2 separate regions of the Homo sapiens genome follow, and region 2 is linked to region 1. Evidence: chromatin loops called from intact Hi-C (ENCODE). Cell type or tissue: endothelial cell of umbilical vein. All regions are shown on one strand. Links, peaks and the distances in the headings refer to the core of each region. The heading gives the core; the rest is flanking DNA. Region 1 overlaps MTOR (mechanistic target of rapamycin kinase). Region 2 overlaps MASP2 (MBL associated serine protease 2).

What was found. Peaks named below come from ENCODE experiments on the same cell type or tissue, not always from the same donor. Only the 100,000 strongest peaks of a DNase experiment are listed, where the experiment ranks them.
Region 2: it touches region 1 in a loop (8-fold over the local background); 25 of 110 quality-filtered maps call a loop at or near these places.

The regions. Positions count from the first base shown.
Region 1 is chr1:11,233,598-11,243,063 of GRCh38, reverse strand. It overlaps MTOR (mechanistic target of rapamycin kinase), which reads left to right. Exons shown (of 58, transcript NM_004958.4): 10 at 1,383-1,511; 11 at 2,517-2,761; 12 at 4,447-4,662; 13 at 5,016-5,221; 14 at 8,799-8,921. Among named protein-coding and RNA genes, the nearest start is that of MTOR, 24 kb to the left of the region's middle. RefSeq lists an enhancer at 957-1,516. In endothelial cell of umbilical vein, for the core only: no CTCF peak of the experiment used is centred there; a DNase peak (open chromatin) is centred at 5,943; H3K27ac peaks cover 1,190 bases.
Region 2 is chr1:11,033,096-11,041,095 of GRCh38, reverse strand. It overlaps MASP2 (MBL associated serine protease 2), which reads left to right. Exons shown (of 11, transcript NM_006610.4): 7 at 3,285-3,403; 8 at 6,190-6,268. Among named protein-coding and RNA genes, the nearest start is that of MASP2, 10 kb to the left of the region's middle. In endothelial cell of umbilical vein, for the core only: a CTCF peak has its summit at 3,297 (motif pointing left); a DNase peak (open chromatin) is centred at 3,295.

The sequences.
Region 1 (9,466 bases), core at 1,466-9,465:
AAGGACGCTCTATTTCAGATCCACGGAGCTTACGCCCATTTTTTGCATCATTAAACTCCAGGGTATAGCAAATCATATGAAGAACAGCCCTTCCTTAGTTGAATTCTAAGCTTTTCCAAATGAAATAACATATATGAAATATTTGGGGAGGTTGAATACCCTGAGAACATGTGAGATGCCAATGCTATTTTCAGTGTTATTATTTACTGGGAATCTGCTAGTTTTGCTTTTTTCTCTGGCTTTTAAAAGTCTTATTTTGATATAAGACCTAAAGAGAGGAATCCTTGACTGGAACTGAAGGGACCTAAGGGTCATCTTTTTCCTCATCGCTGAAGTTGAATAAGTTATTCCACCTCTTTAAACCTCCTGGCGAATAAAATATGAGAAAACCCCTCAGCATCCTGCCAGATGGAGAGACTGGGGTGTCTTCGCTAAGGCGAGGGGGTCAGTGTTCATCATCCTTTGTCTCAGGTTGTCTTTATACTTCCCTGTTTATTAGCGAAGATTGCTGTGGTGAATTAATACGCCCCACTCATTCTTTTTTTTTTTTTTTTTTTTTTTTTGAGATGGAGTCTTACTTTGGTTGCCCAGGCCGGAGTGCAGTGGCACGGTCTTGGGTCACTGCAACCTCCTCCTCTCAGGTTCAAGCGATTCTCCTGCCTCAGCCTCCTGAGTAGCTGGGATTACAGGCATGTGCCACTATGCCAAGCTAATAATTGTATTTTTTTGTAGACACAGGTTTTCACCATTTTGGCCGGGCTGGTCTCGAACTCCTGGCCTCAAGTGATCCACCCACCTTAGCCTCCCAAGTAGCTGGGACTACAGGCGTGTGCCAGCACGCCCAGCTAATTTTTGTATTTTTAGTAGAGGCGGGGTTTCACCATGTTGGCCAGGCTGGTCTCGAACTCCTGACCTCAGGTGATCCACCCACCTCCGCCTCCCAGAGTGCTGGGATTACAGGCGTGAGTCGCTGCGCCTGGCCCCATTCTAAAGCCCAGCATTCTCATCATAGAAGAATTTCTTTCCATATGATGGCTGTGTACTGCCTTCTTGTCCCTGATGAACACATTGTTCAGCTCTCTTCCTACATAATTATCTTGGTGAGCACCACAATAACCCATATGGTATAGCTGTGTGAATTCAGAAAAAAGGCCCCTTCCTTAAGACACTTTACTGCCATCTGCTGGATTGTTGTAGAAATGTACAAATCTACAGTAATTGTGATGTGATGGGTCCCTTTGAACTGTGCTCTGGACAATTTGCATACCCATCTGTGGTAGCCCTGCCTGAGTAACCTGCTCTCCTTGCCCCAAGGTGATTTTGAGGTGGGACATTAAAGAATGTCATTATGTCTCAACTAGCCACTCTCCATTTCTCTACAGGAGGCAGAAGGCAATGCAGGTGGATGCCACAGTCTTCACTTGCATCAGCATGCTGGCTCGAGCAATGGGGCCAGGCATCCAGCAGGATATCAAGGAGCTGCTGGAGCCCATGCTGGCAGTGGGACTAAGGTGGGTGTCAGAAACCTGAGCTTGCCCTGTATCAGCGTGAGGCTTGGCCCCCAGTGTTGGGACTGTTAAAAGAATGAGGCATGGTTGTTTGCACATTCAACTGGATGGACAGGATAGCTTAGACTAAACACACAGGCTAGTACTGAATCCTAGTTTCATCACTAGCTTTCTATATGATCTTGACTAAGTTATTTAATTTCCCCGAGCCTCATTTTTTTTTTTTTTTTTTTTTGAGAAGGGGTCTCGCTCTGTCGCCCAGGCTGGAGTGCAGTGGCCCAGTCTTGGCTCACTGCAAGCTCCGCCTCCCGGGTTCACGCCATTCTCCTGCCTCAGCCTCCTGAGTAGCTGGGACTACAGGCGCCTGCCACCACGCCTGGCTAATTCTTTGTATTTTTAGTAGAGTTGGGGTTTCAGTGTGTTAGCCAGGATGGTCTCGATCTCCTGACCTTGTGATCCGCCCACCTCGGCTCCCAAAGTGCTGAGATTACAGGTGTGAGCCACCGCGCCTGGCCTCATTTTTTTTTTTTAATCTGAAAAGTGGGTGCAATAGTAATTCTTATTGCCTAGGGTTGCTGTGGGTTCATGGTATAGTCACTCTTAGCACCATGCCTGGCATATAGGAAGTACTCAATAAATATTTGCAAATATTGTGTATATTATTATTGAGCAAGTTGCTTAAGCTTCCTAAACTAAGTTCTCTTCATCTGTAAAATAAGGACAGTGTTCTTAATCTGCTTCCCAGAGTGTTTGTTGAGACTTGGTCTTCTGTAGTGGCTGAATTATAGTGAGCAAGTCTTCTGTGGCAAGAACCAGAAACTCATAGATTGTTTGGAGACCTGAGACTAAGCCAAGAGAGTTTACACTTTTATTCTTATTTTATAATATCCTTTCTACTCTGAAGAACAGAGGCCTGATCCCCTTGCTGGGAGAGAAAGCTGTTTCTTCCCAAGAACAGACTGAGTGTCATGTGCCCAGCCCTTATGTGACTTGTTTCCTTCCCCTCAGCCCTGCCCTCACTGCAGTGCTCTACGACCTGAGCCGTCAGATTCCACAGCTAAAGAAGGACATTCAAGATGGGCTACTGAAAATGCTGTCCCTGGTCCTTATGCACAAACCCCTTCGCCACCCAGGCATGCCCAAGGGCCTGGCCCATCAGCTGGCCTCTCCTGGCCTCACGACCCTCCCTGAGGCCAGCGATGTGGGCAGCATCACTCTTGCCCTCCGAACGCTTGGCAGCTTTGAATTTGAAGGTAAGAAATTACAACGGCTCTTGCCAAGATAGTGAGAGATGCTGGAAACTTTGGGAAAGGAATGAAGGTATCTAGGATTCCTGGATCTTGCTGGGGTGCTAAAGACAGGGTAGCTGATTCTGTAGCAGCTCATCCTTCCTAGACTCTTTCCACGTATTGGTAATTCCTACTTTTGTTTCTTTGTCCCATACTGAGTTTGGGGGCAAATGGTTTGAGGGAAAGTATACGTTGATCCAAGGAAATAATGCTTCAGAGACAGATCCCCCTCACATCCTCACTTTTCCACTTCTTTGTAGCTGAGATGGTATGTAATGCTTTAAAATGTATAAGTAGGGGCTTTTGGGTGTTTCCATGTCTATGGCAGTATGATTTCTTTTTTCTTTCTTTTTTTTTTTTTTTTGAGACAAAGTCTCTCTGTTGCCCAGGCTGATGTGCAGTGGCACAATCTCAGCTCACTGCAACCTCTGCCTCCTGGGTTCAAGCGATTCTCCTGCCACAGCCTCCCGAGTAGCTGGGACTATAGGCGCGTGTCACCACACCCGGCTAATTTTTGTATTTTTGGTAGAGATGGGGTTTCACCATGTTGGCCAGGTTGGTCTGGAACTCCTGACCTCAAGTGATCTGCCTGCCTCGACCTCCCAAAGTGCTGGGATTATATCCATGAGCCACTGTGCCCGGCTGGCGGTATGATTTCTAAAAGTACCATACTGTGTAGTTCTAAACTGCAAATAAACCCATAATAATACCCCACAGAGATATATTTCAGGGGGAGAAGTTGATACTTTTGAAATTTAAGATCATATAGGTAGTATTGGTCAAGAATGTGGGGAAACAAGCAAGTACAGAAAGCCTGAACATGCTGTCTGGAGACAGCCACCCATGGTTTCTCTATTGCAGTTCCTCCACTTAACATTGATTCACACCCATGATAATTTATTTCTAGTGAATAGAAAGTAGCTATGTTTAAACCCAGCCTACACAGACTCTTTGTCTGGTATTTAAATCCGGGAACTAAAAGAGGCAAGGTAAATTTGATCAAGAATTGTATTATCCTCTGAGAATGTAAGGGGTTGAGTTGGAATAAAACAAAATAATTTATTATTTAAAGGGAATATAAAAAGGCTAGGATTGGGGGATACCTTTTATCTGTCTCTTTGCTCCTTCACCACCCCCTTTTACCTTTCTGCTGATTGAAATCCCCCTTGTTACCCTTTAAAAGTTCTGGGTCAGGCCTGGCGCGGTGGCTTACGCCTATAATCCCAGCACTTTGGGAGGCCGAGGCGGGCGGATCACAAGGTCAGGAGATCGAGACCATCCTAGCTAACATGGTGAAACGCTGTCTCTAATAAAAATACCAAAAAAAAAAAAAAAAATTAGCCAGGCGTGGTGGTAGGCACCTGTAGTCCCAGCTACTCAGGAGGCTGAGGCAGGAGAATGGTGTGAACCCGGGAGGCGGAGCCTGCAGTGAGTGGAGATTGCGCCACTGCACTCCAGCCTGGGCGACAGAGCAAGACTCCGTCTCAAAAAAAAAAAAAAGAAGAGTTCCGGGTCAGTATCGTATTGATCAATATCTAGTTGAAAGTAGAATTAGTAGCCTCAAAATGGAAAATTCAGCTAGCAAGCTGCAGACCTACCTGTCTACAGCAGCAGTGTTTATTCTGTTTTCTCTCTGCCTTTCTATCCAGGCCACTCTCTGACCCAATTTGTTCGCCACTGTGCGGATCATTTCCTGAACAGTGAGCACAAGGAGATCCGCATGGAGGCTGCCCGCACCTGCTCCCGCCTGCTCACACCCTCCATCCACCTCATCAGTGGCCATGCTCATGTGGTTAGCCAGACCGCAGTGCAAGTGGTGGCAGATGTGCTTAGCAAACTGCTCGTAGTTGGGATAACAGATCCTGGTAAGGCTTGCCAGACAGAAGGAATCTAGGGGAGTTAAGGAGCTTAGGACAATTGGGAGTAGCCAGTTTCATTACATGGCCTCTCTAGAGTTCTTCGGCTCAAAAAGCTGATATTCAGCTATTTCTCTGCCAAGGCGTGTTAGGCATGGCTACTGTAGCCTTTGGTGTAAGATAATCTACCTTTAATTCTTTTGTCTTTTACTCTTGTGAGTAGAGAAAAGAATGACAGAGGTTAGATGAGAAAAAGCATCTGGAATCTTCCCACTACGCTGATGGCAGTGGAGGTAGAAGCTGGGAAGGGCTGGAGTGATGGGATCATGAGGAAATGTTCAAAGGCTCCATTGCTCTTGCAGACCCTGACATTCGCTACTGTGTCTTGGCGTCCCTGGACGAGCGCTTTGATGCACACCTGGCCCAGGCGGAGAACTTGCAGGCCTTGTTTGTGGCTCTGAATGACCAGGTGTTTGAGATCCGGGAGCTGGCCATCTGCACTGTGGGCCGACTCAGTAGCATGAACCCTGCCTTTGTCATGCCTTTCCTGCGCAAGATGCTCATCCAGGTAACCGAGGTGATGGCCAGACCCACAGGCAGGGAAGACAGGACTCTCGCTGTGAGAACTGCTTGAGGAAGCGGAGTTGAGGACAAGGATGGGGGAGAAAGATTGAGGTACCTGGTAAAAGCCGCATTTGTCTGCAAAGGTCCAAATGTTTCCCTGGCTTTATAATGGCAGTTCCAGTGCTCATCACCTCATGAGCCCTTTGTCAATATGACTCTAAGGTGGTTCAGAGTCCTCTCATGCAGCTCTTTCTTTTTCCTGGCAAGTCACCAGTGATCCCATTTCTTGGCCCTCTTTGCTTGCTGGGTTGATCTGCTGCAGATGGTGTCAGACTTCCCAGCGCCTCCCTATCCTTCAGCTCTCCTGCTTTTCTTGCTGGTGCCAGGTCAAGCACGGAGGCCGTTGTTCTTCACAAAAATAACCAGTGTGAGACCGTTTCCACTATTTGTTCTAATAGTCATTGCTCCAGTCTGTGATCCTGGCTTTCGTTCTTAAATAATATGAGAATGCCAAGCTCAGCTGCTTGGTCTGTAGCGTAAGGTAGAATTGCTCTGGAGACATGGCTCCTCAGTTTTTGTCTTCACCTACTGAGTAAGATCTGTGGCCTCCTGGTGAGCAATACATGGAGTCCTGCCAATACACCAGTCCTGCCTGGTGAAGTTATTTCCACCTGCCTCTTGTGGGTCTCTATGTTGCTCACCCAGTCATTTCCTGTCCCCATTGCTCACTGTTTGCTTCCTGATCCTCCTTCATGGTTTGTTTTGAAGTAAACACTTTTTATAACATATAAGGAACTTAAACATAGAAAATCATTAATATATGTAACTCACTCTAGAGAAATGTTTGTTCACAATTTGTTATAAAGTGGCTGTAAATTATATCATCAGTCAACAAATTAGGAAGTTGTACTTATGTTGGCACTTCTATTTTTAGCGTAATGATTTATTTAACTGCCGGCCTGCGTTAGAAGTGCCTGCCATTTTAAGTCTTAAAAACATTCCTCAGTTATAGGAAGGAATAGAAATCATTGTTGAAGGCCGGGCGTGGTGGCTCATGCCTGTAATCCCAGCACTTTGGGAGGCCGAGGTGGCCAGATCACCTGGGGTCAGGAGTTCAAGACCAGCCTGGCCAACATGGTGAAACCCCATCTCTACTAAAAATAAAAAAAAAATAGCCAGGCATGTTGGCAGGCGTCTGTAATACCAGCTACTCTGGAGGCTGGTGCAGGGAGAATTGCTTGAACCCAGGAGGTGAAGGTTGCAGTGAGCCGAGAGCGCGCCACTGCACTCCAGCCTGGCGACAGAGCGAGACTCTGTCTCAAAAAAAAAAAAAAAAACGTGAAATCACTGTTGAGCCTGCCAGCTCAAATCATGCTAAATTAATTTGGCGTAGAAATATCTCCTAAACGGCTGAGTGCAGTGTCTCATGTCTGTTATCCCAGCACATTGGGAGGCCAAGGCAGGCGGATCACAGGAGCCCAAGAGTTTGACAAGACCAGCCTGGGGAACATGACAAACCACGTCTCTACAAAATATACGAAAGTTAGCTGGGTGTAGTGGTGCATACCTGTAGTCCTAGCTACTCAGGAGGCTGAGGTGGGAGGATCACTTGAGCCTGGTAAGTTGTGGATGCAGTGAGCCGTGATTGTGCCACTGCACTCCAGCCTGGGTGACAGAGTGAGACCCTATCTCAAAAAAAAAAAAAAAAAGGAAAAAATAAGAAATACCTCCTAATGAGAATATCAATATGTTCATTCTGTCAGCAGACTTTTTGACCACATGCTATGTTCCAGGTACTGCTGGGCACTGGGAATATAGCAGTCAACAAGCCAGGCGTGGCTGCAATCTTCTTTCTTTTTTTTTTTTGAGACACAGTCTCGCTCTGTCGCCAGGCTGGAGTGCAGTAGTGTGATCTTGGCTCACTGCAACCTCCACCTCCCAGGTTCAAGCGATTCTCCTGCCTTGGCCTCCTGAGTAGCTGGGACTACAGGCGCCCGCCACCACGCCCAGCTAATTTTTGTATTTTTAGTAGAGATGGAGTTTCTCCATGTTGGCCAGGCTGGTCTCAATCTCTTGACCTCATGGTCTGCCCGCTTCGGCCTCCCAAAGTGCTGGGATTACAGGTGTGAGCCACCTCGCCCGGCTGGCTCTAATCTTCTTAAAGCTGATATTAAGCTATCAGGCCATTTCATTTTTTCAATATTGCAGAGTGTGAAGCTCCTTTGAATGAATTTATGTACTGAATTTAGCCCTTGAAATGTTAAAATTACTCTTTTTTGTTTTTAAACTTTGATATAGATTTTTCCAAATTGAGGTGTACATTTTCATGCCTTGGTAAAGGCTTTGGTGTTTTGTTTTGTTTTGAGACAGAATCTCACTCTGTCACCAAGGTTAGAGTGCAATGGTGGGATCTCGTCTCACTGCAACCTCTGCCTCTTGGGCTCGAGCAGTCCACCTGCCTCAGCCTCCTAAAGTGCTGGGATTACAGGCATGAGCCACCGTGCCTGGCCGACTTTGGCCTTTCTTGCGGTCTTGGTCATCAGGGTGGGCATTGGTTATTGTTATTAGGATGCAGTGAGGCTCTCGGGCTCTAAGTGAACCTGGGGTTCTTTGGATTGGCCCCGCACTGCTGCAGATAGTTGGGCTCTGCTCCGTGAGGCACATTTCCTTGCAGTCAGCCATGTCTTCTTGGTGCTGCAGGTCTATTCTCAGTATCCCCTTCATTTCTTTTCCCTGTGGTCTGCTATGACTGGGGAAAACAGGCTGCCAGGGGAATCCAGAAAAATCGGGTTATTAAGTCAGTAACCTAAGACAAAATGTAATGTTAAATTGTAGACTCCTCTGGGTAGCTGAGTTAACCTGAGCTCTGTGACATCTGCTTTTGTCACTGCTCATCGATTTCCTTCTGGCAGCTTTATCCAGAAATCTGTCTATATTATGCTGTCTATGTCACCATGAGCAAGATATGCTGATTTGCTGGTGTCCTAAGGATGTCAGCTAGAACCAATGTGTTATCTCCAGTCAGTAAGGCTTCGGGGGATCCTGCCAGTGTGATCCCCACCTATTGAGGTTTATCTAGATATGCCCCAAACAGCTACAGAGTATCAGCACTTCTCTTGGCATCATAGCTGTTCTAACTGTTCTTTGATTCCTTTGCCATTATTTGTAGTCTTCAGTAATTTGCTGTCTGGACAAAGATTTTTCTCCCAAGGGGCCCTACCTTCTTTCCTCATTTTTATAGAACCCTACTCACAGCTCTCCCTGTTGGTTTTCTCAGTCTTCTCTGGCTGTGCTACATGGTTAAAAGCTCTGCTTTAGAGAGGGCCATGGGACATTGGAGTGCTGTGATAAAAGGAAAGGGAGCAGGTTTTCGAATAGTTTTTCTTCCTGTCACAGCTGTATCTAAGGCTGTTCTGCCTGTTGCAGAAAAGTCTGTTGCTCATTGAGTATCTAGCAGCTACTTCATCTGTCGTGGAGGTCTGGGTTTTTCCCCCAGTTCCCTGCCACTTTTTCTGTTGGACACAGTCTCTCTCTAGAATGTCTTCTGCCATAGAGAACATATGAGCCTTTCTTCCCTACAGATTTTGACAGAGTTGGAGCACAGTGGGATTGGAAGAATCAAAGAGCAGAGTGCCCGCATGCTGGGGCACCTGGTCTCCAATGCCCCCCGACTCATCCGCCCCTACATGGAGCCTATTCTGAAGGTAACACAAACCGAGAGGCTGGTGCTTTCTCTGTGCGTTGTCATCAGCTCATATGGGGAGATGGGAGTGTTTCAGTGTTCACTAGTACACTGAACAAAGTAGGTGATTTCTTTGCTCTCACGCTTGGAGACCAAAGGGCCATATCAAGCACTTTCAGTTAAAGAATACCAAGAATCTTATCAGTTGCAGGAAAGTGCTGTCCTTACAAGAGGTAAGAGTTAATGCTTCAGGCACATCATCGCAGATGTTTGGAAAGGAGAAGTAGGTAGATAGTAGCATAAAATAGCTCGCCCAAAATGAGGAAAAAATGAGCTTGAAAATCTGAAACAACCTTCAAATCTCAACACATTAGAGTCACGTGAAGTCCTTTATAATGTATGTTAATCTGGATGAACAATCACTGAGACTCGGTTTAGAGGAGACATGAGAAATACTTTCACATTATGGTGCTTCCCAGCTCTCTCACATGTCAGACTTAGACTTCATATGGAGAAAAGTTTGAGAATTTACATTCCAGAGAAATCTTGGATTCATAAAGCCTAGAA
Region 2 (8,000 bases), core at 1-8,000, 200 kb after region 1:
TCTATCCATCCACCTACCCACCCATCCTTCCACCCACCCATCCTTATATTCATCTACCCATCCACATATTCATCTACCCATCCACCCATCCTTCTGCCTACACATTCTTCTATCTATCCATCCATCCATCCATCCATCTTTCCAGCTATCTATCTACCCACCCATCCTTCTACTTACCAATCCTATCCATGCACCCATTCTTCTACCTACCTACCCATCCATCCATCCATCCATCCACCCACCCATTCTCCCAGTCATCCATCTGTCCACTCATTCTTCTACCTACCCATCTTTCTATCCATCCATCCATCCTTTATCCACCCACCCACCCATTCTTCTATTAATCTACCCATCCACCCAGTCTTCTACCTACACATCCATCCATCCATCCATCCATCTTTCCAGCTGTCCATCTATCCACCCACCCATTATTTTACCTACCAATCCTATCCATCCATCCATATACCCATCCATCCATCCTTTCAGCCATCCCTCTTTCCATTCACCCATTATTCTACCTACCAATCCTATCCATCCATCCACCCACCCATCCATTCATCCATCTACCCATTCTTTCAGCCATTCACCCACCCACCCTATCCATCCATCCGTTTTTTTTTTTTTTTTTTTAGACAAAGACTTGCTCTGTTGCCAGGCTGGAGTGCAGTGGCACAATCTCAGCTCACTGCAACCTCTGCCTCCTGGAACAAGCAAGTCTCCTGCCTCAGCCTCTAGAATAGCTGAGATTACAGGCATGCGCCACCATGCCCAGCTAATTTTTATATTTTTAGTAGAGGCAGAGTTTCACCATGTTGGACAGAATGGTCTTGATCTCTTGACCTCGTGATCCATCCGCCTTGGCCTCCCGAAGTGCTGGGATTACAGGCGTGAGCCACCGCGCCCAGCCCCATCCATCCATCCTTCTGTACATCTACCCACCCACCTACCCATCCTTCCATCCACCCATCCTTCTAGCCATCCATTCCTCTATTCATCCAACCATCCACCCATCCTTCTACCTACACATCCTTCTATGTATCCATCCATCCTTCCAACTGTCCATCTACCCACCCACCCATTCTTCTGCCTACCAATCCTATCCCTCATTCATCCACCCACCCATCCATTTACCCATCCGCCCATTCTTACAGCCATTCACCCACCCACCCATCCTATCCATCTATCCATCCATCTATCCATCCATCCATCCATCCATCCATCCATCCATCCTTCTATCCACCTACCTACCCACCCACCCATCCTTGCATCCACCCATCCTTCTATCTATCCATTCTTCTATTCATCCAACCATCCACCCGACCTTCTACCCACACATCCTTCTATCTATCCATCCATCCATCCTTCCAGCTATCCATCTATCCACCCACCCATCCTTCTACCTACCAATCCTATTCTTCCATCCATCCATGCATCCATTCATCCATCCACCCATCCACCTATATATCCACCCATATATCCATCCATCCATCCATCCATCATCCATCCATCCTTCCAGCCATCCATCTATCCATCCACCCATCCTTCTACCTACAGATCCCACCCATCCATCCATTCATCCATTCATTCTTTCATCCATCCTTCCAGCCATTCATCTGTCCATCCACCCATTCTTCTACCTTACTTATCTTTCTATCCAGCCAGCCATCTATCCATACACCCATCCTTCTGCCTACCAGTCCTTCTATCCACCAATCTATCCATCCATCCATCCATCCATCCATCCATCCATCCATCCATCCATCCACCATCCTTCCATCCACCCATCATTCCATCCTATGGATGTCTACTAGGGATATGTAACGTGGAAGCCACAGTTCTCACAGCCTCTGCTCAGTCCAGTAAGGGAACAGTCACAGAAACATAACCAGAGCCCTGTGGCAAGCACAGCCTAGAGCCAAGCACTGGGCAATGTGAGAGTCCAAAGGAGGACCTCACCAGACAGGGGCTAGGAGCTAGGAAGCTATCCTTGAATAGGAAATGCTGAGATTGAATTTAAAGGATAAGTGGGTGTTGGACAGAGTTCTAGGTGGCAGAAGAGTTCTAGGTGGCAGAAGAGTATGTGCAAAAGCCCAGAGGCTTCACTCTTCAGGGTGTGGAGCTGTGGAAGTTGAAGTGTGGGTATGAGTTGGGGCAGGGGAAAAAGGAGTTCTGACCATGGAGTGTTGCACCAGAGCCACAGCTTCAGCAGTTTGCAGCCAGGATCTACACACTCTGCCTCTCAGGACCACCCCCACTGGCCCTGGCTCTGCCCTCTGAGGCCCTGCCAGAACTTCCACCACCTCTTCGTCGTGACAGACACTCAAGTGCTAGAAGCCCTGGGCCTCCACAGGTCCACCAAGGCTGTCCCTGGAGATTGATTCCTCAAGGGGAGACTTTGGGACCTGCATGGGACTGAGAGCTTCCCCAGGCCACAGGCTGGGTCAGGGGCACCCAGGTGCACCCAGCTGCCCCAGCAGCTTGGCAGGGATCACTGGATGCTAGCAGGTGCTGGAGGGAGGAGAGGACTCCGAAACTGACCAGTGGGTTTTTAGGGGCAGCTGGGGAGCACTGAAGCCTTGGGGTGAGTGGAGGCCAGGGTTTGGGGGCCAGAGTGGAATGCAGCTCATGAGGGGAAGCCTGAGGCTCCCCAAATCAGCCTGGATCTTTAGTTTCAAGTCTGTCAGCCGGTTTTTCTCCCCATGCCATAACAGCTGTCCTATGGGGCTGCTGTGAGGGTTGATTACAGCTCCGCCAAGAACTAGCCTAGGTGCTTTGTATTTGATCTTCACAACAGCCCTGGGGCAACTATTATCGTCAACCGCCCCCCATCTTGCAGATGAAGAAACTGAGACTCAGAGAGGTTACACATAACCATGGGGAAATGGAGAGCTAGGATTTAAACACAGCTCCAGTCCCATGCAAGTCCCAAAGCCTCCCCTGAGCTCTTTTCCTCGGAGTTACACTCTCTCTTGGTTTTGAGCCATGGCTCTGAAGTTCCTGGCATGGAGCAGATGTTCTATTTGTGGGGACTGCACCATCTTCCCACATAACCCAGCTTTCTCACATACCTTTTGCTCAGTCCCAGGGAAAACAAGAAACCTTAATTTGCAAAAGCACCTGAGAGTTTAATCTTGCCTTTGGTTTTAAAGAACCCTACCCCACGTATGGTGAGCTCTCTTTACATGTTAAGTATTCTTTATAAACTAAGAACTTCAGATGGCTCGATTCAGTCTTGGCTGCTGTAGACCACATGAAAACCAACAAGCCTGGTTTCCTCTGCGCAGCGCAGCCTTGCCCTTATCCGATGGCGCCACCTAATGGCCACGTTTCACCTGTGCAAGCCAAATACATCCTGAAAGACAGCTTCTCCATCTTTTGCGAGACTGGCTATGAGCTTCTGCAAGTGAGTTAAAACAAAGTACACCACGATCAATGACGATTGCTTTGAAATGTAAACATATTTCTATCTGCAGATATGTGAAAGGAAAGTGAGAAAATCGTGTGTCAGCATGATTTCTTTTGTCTATCTTTAAATGATAAAAAGCCAAGAAATAAGTTTTCAGAGGACAAAAAGGATGGCTATGGAAAATGTGATTCTGAATCCCGCCCTTTTTTCTTTCTTTCTTTATACTTAACTTTAAATTTACATAAGCGAGCCCTTTGTTTTAAAGCTAGTTTGGAAAGCTGGTGATTAAAATGGGCAACTTGGCCAGGCGCGGTGGCTCACACCTGTATTCCCAGCACTTTGGGAGGCAGAGGCAGGCAGATCACTTGAGGCCAGGAGTTCAAGACCAGCCTGGCCAACGTGGTGAAACCCCGTCTCCACTAAAAATACAAAAATTAGATGAGGTAGTAGCCCCGTCTCCACTAAAAATACAAAAATTATTAGGTGGCGGGCGCCTGTAATCCCAGCTACTCGGGTGGCTGAGGCAGGAGAATCACTTGAGCCTGGGAGGCGCAGGTTGCGGTGAGCCGAAATCACACCACTGCACTCCAGCCTGGGTGACAGAGCAAGACTCTGTCTCAAAAAAATATATAAAATAAAATAAAACGGGCAACTTTTCTGTTGGTCACACACGACAGCAGCTCTTTGTGAAGTGGCTGGAATGACAGAAAGATGAGTTTGCTATCCTGTTCCATGTGCCCAGTCTTGCATCAAATTAAAGTTCTCCCCCTGGTCAAATGACCTTTCCATGAAACAACTCCTGGGCCCACAAAAAAGTAGACAGCCCCGGGAAAGAGTATATTCTGCAAAGTTATAAATAGTGGTCACTGTTAAGGGAGGAGTATAATTTTAAAAAATGCTTAGCGTGTTGCTTTAGGGGCACAGGTAAGAAATTAACACGTCCTCTTTATGTTCTTCAAAATTGTCATGGAATCCCAGTGGTAAAAAGTAATAACATTGGAACGATAGCTAGGTATGCAATCCACAGTCCTGTGGCGGGTCAAAAAAAAAAAAAAAAAAAGAGAGACACTTTTCCCACCTTGCAAACTTCTTGTGCAGGCTCTTTTCCACAGCTCCTCGGACCACAGACTTCTTTAGTTTCTTTTTTTTTTGTTTTTTTTTTTTTTTTTTTTTTTTTTTGAGACGGAGTCTCGCTCTGTCGCCCAGGCCGGACTGCGGACTGCAGTGGCGCAATCTCGGCTCACTGCAAGCTCCGCTTCCCGGGTTCACGCCATTCTCCTGCCTCAGCCTCCCGAGTAGCTGGGACTACAGGCGCCCGCCACCGCGCCCGGCTAATTTTTTGTATTTTTAGTAGAGACGGGGTTTCACCTTGTTAGCCAGGATGGTCTCGATCTCCTGACCTCATGATCCACCCGCCTCGGCCTCCCAAAGTGCTGGGATTACAGGCGTGAGCCACCGCGCCCGGCGACTTCTTTAGTTTCTGACTTAACACAAGAAGACCTGAAATCCTTTGCGGCACAGGGTTTCTGCCAAAGCCATCTTCTTTTATTTTAATGTTTGATTTTAGAAAAACATTATCTTAGCAAGTCGAAAAATGTTTCCCTGTGAATGACGCTGGCGGTGAAAGCTGATGGACAGCACACAGACGAAGCTCACAAAAGAACTCTTAGTAGCCCTCCTCCAGCTAATGGCCACCAGCTAGACAGATACACAGACACACTTGCAAGTCTGATCACACCTGCTTTCTCAAACTTGTCACCACAGTCCTCTGGCTTTTTTTTTTTTTTTTTTTTTTGGACAGGGTCTCACTTTGTCACCCAGGCTGGAGTGCAGTGGCACGATCACAGCTCACCACAGCCTTGACCTCTCAGGCTCAAGCAATCCTCTCACCCCAGCCTCCCAAGTAGCTGGGACTACAGGCAAGCGCCAACACGCCCGGCTAACTTTTGTCTTTTTTGTAGAGGTGGGGGTCTCACTATGTTGCCCAGGCTGGTCTTGAACTTCTGAGCTCAAGCAATCCTCCCACCTCGGCCTCCCAATGTGCTGGGATTACAGGTGTGAACCACTGCGCCTGGTCCTCTGTCACTTTATATAAAGAAATGGTGGAACATCAGATGCAGAAATGTTGAGATATGATGATGATGATGATGATGATGATGATTTGAGACAGGGTCTCACTCTATCACCTAGGCTGGAGTGCAGTGTTGCAATATCGGCTCACTGCAACCCCCGCCTCACAGGTTCAAGCAATTCTCCTGCCTCAACCTCCTGAGGAGCTGGGATTACAGGTGCACGCCACCATGCCAGGCTAATTTTTTGTATTTTTTTAGTAGAGACAGGGTTTCACCATGCTGGCCAGGCTGGTCTTGAACTCCTCACCTCAAGTGATCCACCCGCCTTGGTCTCCAGGAGTGTCGGGATTACAGGCATGAGCCACCGCACCTGGCTGAGATCTGATATGTTTTTGTATTAGGGTGAAAAGCAAAAAAAAAATTATAAATTGCTGCAAAGGTTCCATCTGATTCATAAAATGCCAATACCTGTTGAGTGATGAAATACGTAACCTAGGTGGCATAGACGTGCACCGAGGCGGTGGGGCAGTGCGTCCATGTGCCAGGCATCCCCCCAACCCCAGCACACGCAGATACTAGTCATGTGTGCTGCCACCCCCTTCAGGAGCACCTCGTAAAACACTAGAATAGGAACTGCTGTGAGAGCACAGCTTTGGGGAGTGATTTTATGATATAAACAAGGAAATTAATATATTCTGAATTCTTCTTTAGGGTCACTTGCCCCTGAAATCCTTTACTGCAGTTTGTCAGAAAGATGGATCTTGGGACCGGCCAATGCCCGCGTGCAGCAGTACGGTCGTGTGGTGACTACAGGCCCCATAACCGCCCGGAACTCCCTCTGCTGCTACTGTTGCTGCTTCTATTGCTTCTCTGGTTTTCTGTTTACTTTCTTTTTTCTTTCCCTTTTTTTTTTTTTTCTGAGACAGGGTCTTGCTCTGTTGCCCAGACTGGAGTGCAGCGGTGTGATCTCGGCTCACTGCAATTTCTATCTTTCCAGGCTTAAGCAATCCTCCTGCCTCAGCCTCCTGAGTAGCTGGGACCACAGGCACCTGACACCACGCCTGGCTAATTTTTGTATTATTTGTAGAGACAGAGTTTTGCCATGTTGCCCAGGCTGGTCTCGAACTCCTGACCTCAAGTGATCCACCGGTCTCAGCCTCCCAAAGTGCTAAGATTACAGGCGTGAGCCACTGTGCCCGGATCCTTGGTTTTTTTTTTTTAATGATCCATTTATCAGCCCTTGAATTTCAAATTTGCTTCTTTTTACTCATCTCTCAGTGCATTCTTAGAGGTTAAAACAGAACCAACCTACTAGGGAAGGTATGTGCTTTAGAAAAATATGTTCTTTGACAAGGTTTTTTTTTTTTTTTTTTTCTGAGAAGGGTCTCATTCTGTTGCCCAGGCTGGAGTACAGTGGTACAATCTCAGATCACTGCAACCTCTGTCTCCTGGGTTCAAGCGATTCTCCCACGTCAGCTACCCCCAGGAGCTGGGAGGCACTACCAGCACATGTCACTACACCCGGCTAATTTTTGTATTTTTAGTAGAGATGGGGTTTCACCATGTTGGCCAGGCTGATCTCGAACTCCTGACCTCAGGTGATCTGCCCACCTGGGCCTCCCAAAGTGTGTGAGAGAGAGAGAGAGAGAGAGTGTGTGTGTGTGTGTGTGTGTGTGTGTGTGTGTGTGTGTCGGAGTCTCACTCTGTCACCCAGGCTGGAGTGCGGTGACAATCTCGGCTCACTGCAACCTCTGCCTCCCGGGTTCAAGAGATTCTCATGCCTCAGCCTCCTGAGTAGCTAGGATTACAGGCACATGCCACCACGCACGGCTAATTTTTGTATTTTTTTGGTAAAGACGAGGTTTCACCATGTTGGCCAGGCTGGTCTCAAACTCCTGACGTCAAGTGATCTGCCCGCCTCAGGCTTCCAAAGTGTGTTCTTTGACAATATTTTTTTCTTTTTTTTCTTTTTGGAGACGGAGTCTCACTCTGTTGCCCAGGCTGGAGTGCGGTGGTGCAATCTTGGCTCACTGCAACCTCTGCCTGCTGAGTTCAAGCAATTCTCCTGCCTCAGCTTCCTGAGTAGCTGAGACTACAGGCACACACCGCCACACCTGGCTAAGTTTTTGTATTTTAGTAGAGATGGTATTTCACCGTGCTGCCCAAGCTGGTCTTGAACTCCTGAGCTCAGGCAACCCACCTGCCTCGGCCTCCCAAAGCGCTAGTAGTACAGGCATGAGCCACAGCGCCCAGCCTGACAATATTTTTTTCTTTTTCTTTTTTTTTTTGGAGACGCAGTTTTGTTCTTGTTGCCCAGGCTGGAGTACAATGGCGTGATCTTGGCTCACCGCAACCTCTGCCTCCCAGGTTCAAGCGATTCTCCTGCCTCAGCCTCCCTAGTAGCTGGGATTACAGGCATGTGCTACCACGCCCGGCTAATTTTGTATTTTTAGTAGAGACGGGGTTTCTCCATGTTGGTCAGGCTGGTCTCGAACTCCCGCCCTCAGGGGATCCACCCACCT